Linked DNA regions of Homo sapiens: region 2 is linked to region 1. Evidence: chromatin loops called from intact Hi-C (ENCODE). Cell type or tissue: gastrocnemius medialis. All regions are shown on one strand. Links, peaks and the distances in the headings refer to the core of each region. The heading gives the core; the rest is flanking DNA. Region 1 has its middle 58 kb from the start of RGMA. Region 2 overlaps LOC107983974 (a long non-coding RNA gene).

The links. Peaks named below come from ENCODE experiments on the same cell type or tissue, not always from the same donor. Only the 100,000 strongest peaks of a DNase experiment are listed, where the experiment ranks them.
Region 2: a loop joins it to region 1, with 10 times the contacts of the local background. A loop is called at or near these places in 10 of 110 quality-filtered maps.

The regions. Positions count from the first base shown.
Region 1 is chr15:93,029,579-93,032,484 of GRCh38, reverse strand. No RefSeq gene overlaps it. Among named protein-coding and RNA genes, the nearest start is that of RGMA, 58 kb to the left of the region's middle. RefSeq lists an enhancer at 1-494. In gastrocnemius medialis, for the core only: CTCF peaks have their summits at 1,458 and 1,662 (motif pointing left); DNase peaks (open chromatin) are centred at 1,674 and 2,534; H3K27ac peaks cover 1,649 bases.
Region 2 is chr15:93,616,533-93,619,438 of GRCh38, reverse strand. The region is part of intron 5 of LOC107983974 (a long non-coding RNA gene); the gene reads right to left. Among named protein-coding and RNA genes, the nearest start is that of LINC02207, 240 kb to the left of the region's middle. In gastrocnemius medialis, for the core only: a CTCF peak has its summit at 1,740; no DNase peak of the experiment used is centred there.

The DNA of each region.
Region 1 (2,906 bases), core at 122-2,621:
AACACAGGGTGCTGATTGGCGTATTTACAATCCCTGAGCTAGACATAAAGACTCTCCACATCCCCACCAGAGCAGCTAGATACAGAGTGTCGATTGGTGCACTCACAAACCCTGAGCTAGACACAGGGTGCTGATTGGTGTTTTTACAATCCCTGAGCTAGGTATAAAGACTCTCCACGTCCCCACCAGACTCAGGAGCCCAGCTGGCTTCACCTAGTGGATCCCGCACCGGGGCTGCAGGTGGAGCTGCCTGCCAGTCCCGCGCGGTGCGCTCGCATTCCTCAGCCCTCGGGTGGTCAGTGGGACTGGGCGTCGTGGAGCAGAGGGTGGTGCTCGTCGGGGAGGCTCGGGCCGCACAGGAGCCCATGGAGTGGGTGGGAGGCTCAGGCATGGTGGGCTGCAGGTCCCGAGCCTTGCCCCACGGGAAGGCAGCTAAGGCCCGGCGAGAAATCGAGCGCAGCGCCGGTGGGCCGGCACGGCTGGGGGACCGAGTACACCCTCCGCAGCCACTGGCCTGGGTGCTAAGTCCCTCATTGCCCGGGGCCAGCAGAGCTGGCTGGCTGCTCCGAGTGCGGGGCCCGCCAAGCCCACGCCCACCCGGAACTCCAGCTGGCCTGCAAGTGCCGCACGCAGCCCAGGTTCCCGCTTGCGCCTCTCCCTCCACACCTCCCTGCAAGCTGAGGGAGTGGGCTCCAGCCTTGGCCAGCCCAGAAAGGGGCTCCCACAGTGCAGGGGGTGCTGAAGGGCTCCTCAAATGCCGCCAAAGTGAGAGCCCAGGCAGGGGAGGTGCTGAGAGCAAGCGAGGGCTCTGAGGGCTGCCAGCACGCTGTCACCTCTCACCTGCACCTGTGGAGGCAGGAAGCGGAGCTAGAGAGGAACAGAACCTGGGTTTTCCGAGGGAGCCTCGTTCAGGTGGGGGCGCCAGGGGCTCTGACGGCATCTGTGGGATGCCTGGGGAAGACACCAGCAGGCATGGAGATGGGAACAGCAGAGCCAGAGATGGCCGGAATTGATTCTTGAAGACCACCAGGTGCTCAGCGGGCAGATGGAGGTGATGGAGGAGGAAGAAAGGGACCATGCCCTAGAGGCGGAGCTGGCCTCCTCCACCTGAGGCCGAGAGCAGCTGGGGCTGGTTGCAGTGAGGGGACTCAAGAAGGTTCGAGTGGCCAGCAGGGGCAGGTCACAGAGGGCCCCAGACCCAAACCAGGGCGCTTGGACATTAAGGTGAAGGTCACCGAGAACAGCCGGTGATGCCAGGGGGGCCTTGTGGCTCAGAAGGGTCCCTACAGTTGCCCCTCCCAGGTGGGAGGAAGGAGAGGCTGGACTGCAGAGCAGGACCCCCTGTGCGTCCCCGCACAAGGGCTGGAAGTAGGGATGAAGGAGGCTGGGGACGGGGCAGCCTGTCCCCTCGCGTCCCCTGCTCTTGGAGGGCAGTGAGGCTGCCTCTCCCTGCAGCCTCTGCCCCTCTCTTCCCCGTCCGTCTCCCTTCCTGCGGAAGCCACGTGGCTCCACATCTCCTGGGGTGTGGGGGGCTTTGTTGTGGGCTCCAAGGGGGAGAGACCCACCCGGGCAAGGGAAGAGCCCGGAACCTTCCCTGGGTTGGGTTTAGGTGTTGGGTGCCGGGCAGGCTGTTTGTGGAAATCTGCTGCCCTCTGCAGGATGGTTCTAGAACCACATTCGCTCAGGGGCCCTCAGTCTAGGCTTCAGAGAGTGGGAGCTGATCCCAAACACCGCACAGGCCCCAGTGCCACCCTTTGATCATGACAGCTGCCGAGCCCACCTGACATGCACCTCAGGGACCTCACTTGTCCCTGCCCAGCCTGGTGAGAAGCTGTCAGTATCTATTTGTAGTTAAGGCTTGGAGATAGAGAATGTGCTCCACAACACCAGCTGGTAAGAGACAGAGCCAATGTTCAAATCCAGTCTGTCCAGCCATGCCCGGCACCCACCCGCTGGCCCACGTGCCTTCCTGACCGCCCATCCTCATCGCCAGGGCTTGGCCGTCTGAGTAGGGGTTGAAGTTTGCCCAGATCCAGGATTTTCACGACCCTGTCCCTCTACCTCTGGCTGTTTTCTCCCTGGCACTCATGTGACGTTTGTCCTCTTACTGTTTGCTTCTCTAGGGCCCGCCCCCAACCCCTACCCCAGCTAGAATACCAACTCCAAGGGGCCAGGGCCCTTATCCTCCTGGTTCACTGCGCGGGTCCAGCTCCTGGAGCAGGACCAGCCCACAGGAGGGGCTGGAGACCTGGTTCAAGGAAAACGTCCTCTCCCATAACTGTCTGGTTCCAGCAGTGTCTCCCCCATGAGACTATGAGCTCCTGGGGGTTCTAGTCCCTGCTGGGCCTTCCTGCTGGGGTTTAGTCTCCCCGCACAGCAAGCTGCGGCTTTCCAGAAGCCCTGGCCAATGGGGCTCCAAGAGGGCAGCTCGCTTGTCTTGCAGTCTCTGGAGTGGGAGGTGCTGGGCCCGGTGCTCACCGGGCCTGCCCTCCAGGCCGGGCAAGCTCTGTCCTTAGTCTGCCTCAACCCATCCAGCTGCCCTCTGACTCAACCCTCTCCACCCATTCCCCAGCCAAGGACTTTGAATGCTGTCTCTTCCAGGTCGCCCTTAGGGTTACAAACCTTTTCCTTTTCCACTGTGCACACTCTCACTTAAAAACCGCATGAACCCAAGAAGCGGCCTCCTTCCTTTGCAGGTGAAGATGCAAGGTGATCACCCAGCTGAACATGGGGAGGGACCACATGGGGGCAATGCGCTGACTCGGGAGGCCCCTTTACAGCCCCCCAACGCCCCGAGGGCCACCACAGTGCCTGTGGTTAACGGGGCCCGTGTTTTAGCAACAATTCCTTCTTAGGTCACTAAAGAAATTAAGAGGAAGCTCACGTGTGATGTTCCGGAAGTGGAT
Region 2 (2,906 bases), core at 254-2,753, 590 kb before region 1:
CATAGTTTTGTCTGTGTGTTGGTTTGGGCAAAGCACTAAAACCAAAATTTTCACTGCAGCTCCTTTGCTGTCTTACAAAAAGGTCTTGAGGCAATTTGCAGGATCCTTACATTCACTGTAAGCACAATTTGAAAGCCACCGACATAAATCGACCACAGTATTTGACAGATGCACACACTTATTTGTTAACTTCAGCAAACATCTGCTGAATGCTTCATATACTGGTTATCTACTAGGTAACTCAGTGTTGTACACTACATGGCTTATAGCACAAACATTTGTACCCGGGGCCCTTGCCCTCTTATGTGGTGCCATTTCCACTCCCTATGTCTCCTCCACGCCTCTGAAATCCAGGGTACCTTCTTAAGCCGCTTCAAACTGTTCAACATAAAGGAAAAAGTTCCAGGAAAGACTCCTCATCTATTTGCCAAGAGGATTAAGATCTGGACAAGACAGGAGCCAGATAATGTGTTGATGAATATTGTCTTTCCTTCACAACAAGGAGAAGGTAAAAAAAAGAAGGTTTCCTACCATTCTTCACCTCCAAAATGGAGATCAGATCCCCATGATTGGCACCAGGAAAGAATCAAAGTAATATTTTTTGCTTTCGAAGGAAAGATAAACCAGAAAGCAGTAATGTTAAATGTTCACTCTCTTAGACTTTAACTTTCTCCAACCAGGACAAATGTATTTTCCAGTGCATGGTAAGTTTCAGTAAGGCATTCTCACCTATTAAATTGATAATTGGGATGCCAGGGATGCACTTGGCAGACAGATACATTGTCACCTTGGAGGACCTTTTCATTGCACAAAACCCTCTCTATAATAAACCCGAAAAGTGATTGTGCCATTGTTGAACAAAATTTGTTCACAGAAAATTCTCTAGTAAATTAAGCCAAAAGGTCCCTCTCTGCAATTTTTGTCATTCAAAATTGGTTTCACAAAAACTGTCTAGTAAATTAAGCCAAAAAGTCCCTCTGTGTAATATTTCTCATTCTGAATTTTGCCTTTGGGAAGAGCATATTACAAGTTTAATCCCTCTTTACTTTGACAGTTCTTCAAGGATTTAAAAACCACAAGCATATTACCCACCATAAGCCTTTTCTTGTCAAAATTAGAAAAGATCTAGCTTTTATTTTTAGATTATAAAATCAATATAAGTTCTTATAAAAATAAGTTTAAAATCAAAATATTAATATGAAAACTTTAAAAATTACCATTATCCAGAAAATAACCATTGCTAATATTTTGTTGTATATTTCTTTAAACTAATTTTTATGCCTAAATATAATCTGCATGTTTAAAAATGGGTTCATGCTATATATAGTGTTTCAAACTTTAGAAGTTCACATAATATATAATGAACATTTCTCCTTATCAAAAGTAGATAGACCTCCAGTTCTAGAAAAAGATAACCCAGATTTGCTTTTCCTTCACCTAAGTACAACTAAATACACTGGAAATTATTCAACAGGTAACAATAAAGGGACTGTGGGAACTGGAAAGAAGGCAGACTTGTTAGAGATCTTAGGACCTGAGGAACATCGATGTTGTAAGGTTTCTGGTTATTGTCTTACCGCCCACATGCCCCAGACTAGGCTCTGGAGAGATCTGCAACCCCAAACCACCAAAAAGCATAGACAAAAACAAGCAAGCAAAATATGAAGCAAACAAAAAAAGCCTAGTCTCTAGGGCTAAAGGACTGGGAAGTCAGGGAAGCTCAACTTCTGCTCCACAACCAGCAGGTGGTCTCACTCACCTGCCCCAGAGCAGCAAACCTCCTGCACAATTAGGGCACTGGTGGGCAGCCTGCTCTGCTGACAGTGGCAGCAGCAGTGAAACCCAGTGTCTCCCTGCTCTCCACCCAGTGACATGAGTCTCAGGCTTGGTGTCTCCTGACCCTGTCCTTCTATAGAAAGTGGACCAGTGACACCAGGCAACCCAGGGAAGTGCCTTCCACTCTTGTAGTTGTCATCAGTGGGGACTGTGAAGTTCCAGCTGCACCAGAAAAACACAGCACCCCAGAAGAGCATTGCCAGGGCTCTGAACACTACTATCATTGGAATTAAAGCTCACAGAATGAGCCTAGAACCTGTGATAAACCTAAACAAAGCCACTGCTTGCTAAAATCAAAGATTTAAATAGGATCAAGAGCCTCCTAACATAATGAAGTGTTCAAGATAAAATAAAAATCTGTTGTGCCAGGAACCAGGAATACCACAATTTGAATTAGAAAAGACAGTCAATTGATAGCTATACGGAGATCAGATGTTAAAATTATCTGCTAAAAGTACCCACTGTAAAAAGGTTTCAACAATCAATTACAAATTATCCTGGGAAAAAGGAAAAAATGTAGCAAATCTCAGAAAAGAAATAGAAATTATAAAAAGGAATAAAATGAAAATTACAGAACTAAAAACTTTCAAAATTTAAACTTGCTGAATGGACTTAATAGAGTGAAGATAATAAAAGTTAGAATTAGTGAACTCAAATCAGAGAGATTAATAGAATTTACTCAATCTGAACAGAGAAAATAGACTGGAAATAAAAAATGAACAGAGCTTCGGAGATCTGCGGGACAATAACAAAAGATCCCAGAAGGAGAAGAGAAGAGAAAGGCTATAAAATGGAAAAGATTAAGAAAAAAAGAAAGGCTAAAAATTTCCCAAAAGAAGCAAAGGCATAACCTACAGGTTCAAGAAGCCAGATGAATCCCAAACAAATTAAAACTAAAGAAATTTATACCAAGACACAACATAAACTTCTGAAAACTAAAGAAAAAAATCTTAAAAACAGCCAGAGAGAAAAGACATATTATACAGAATTTAATTCAGATGACAGCAGATTTATCATCTAAAATCACGGAGTTAAGAGGGAAGAGGCAAAACATTTTTTTTCAGCTGAAG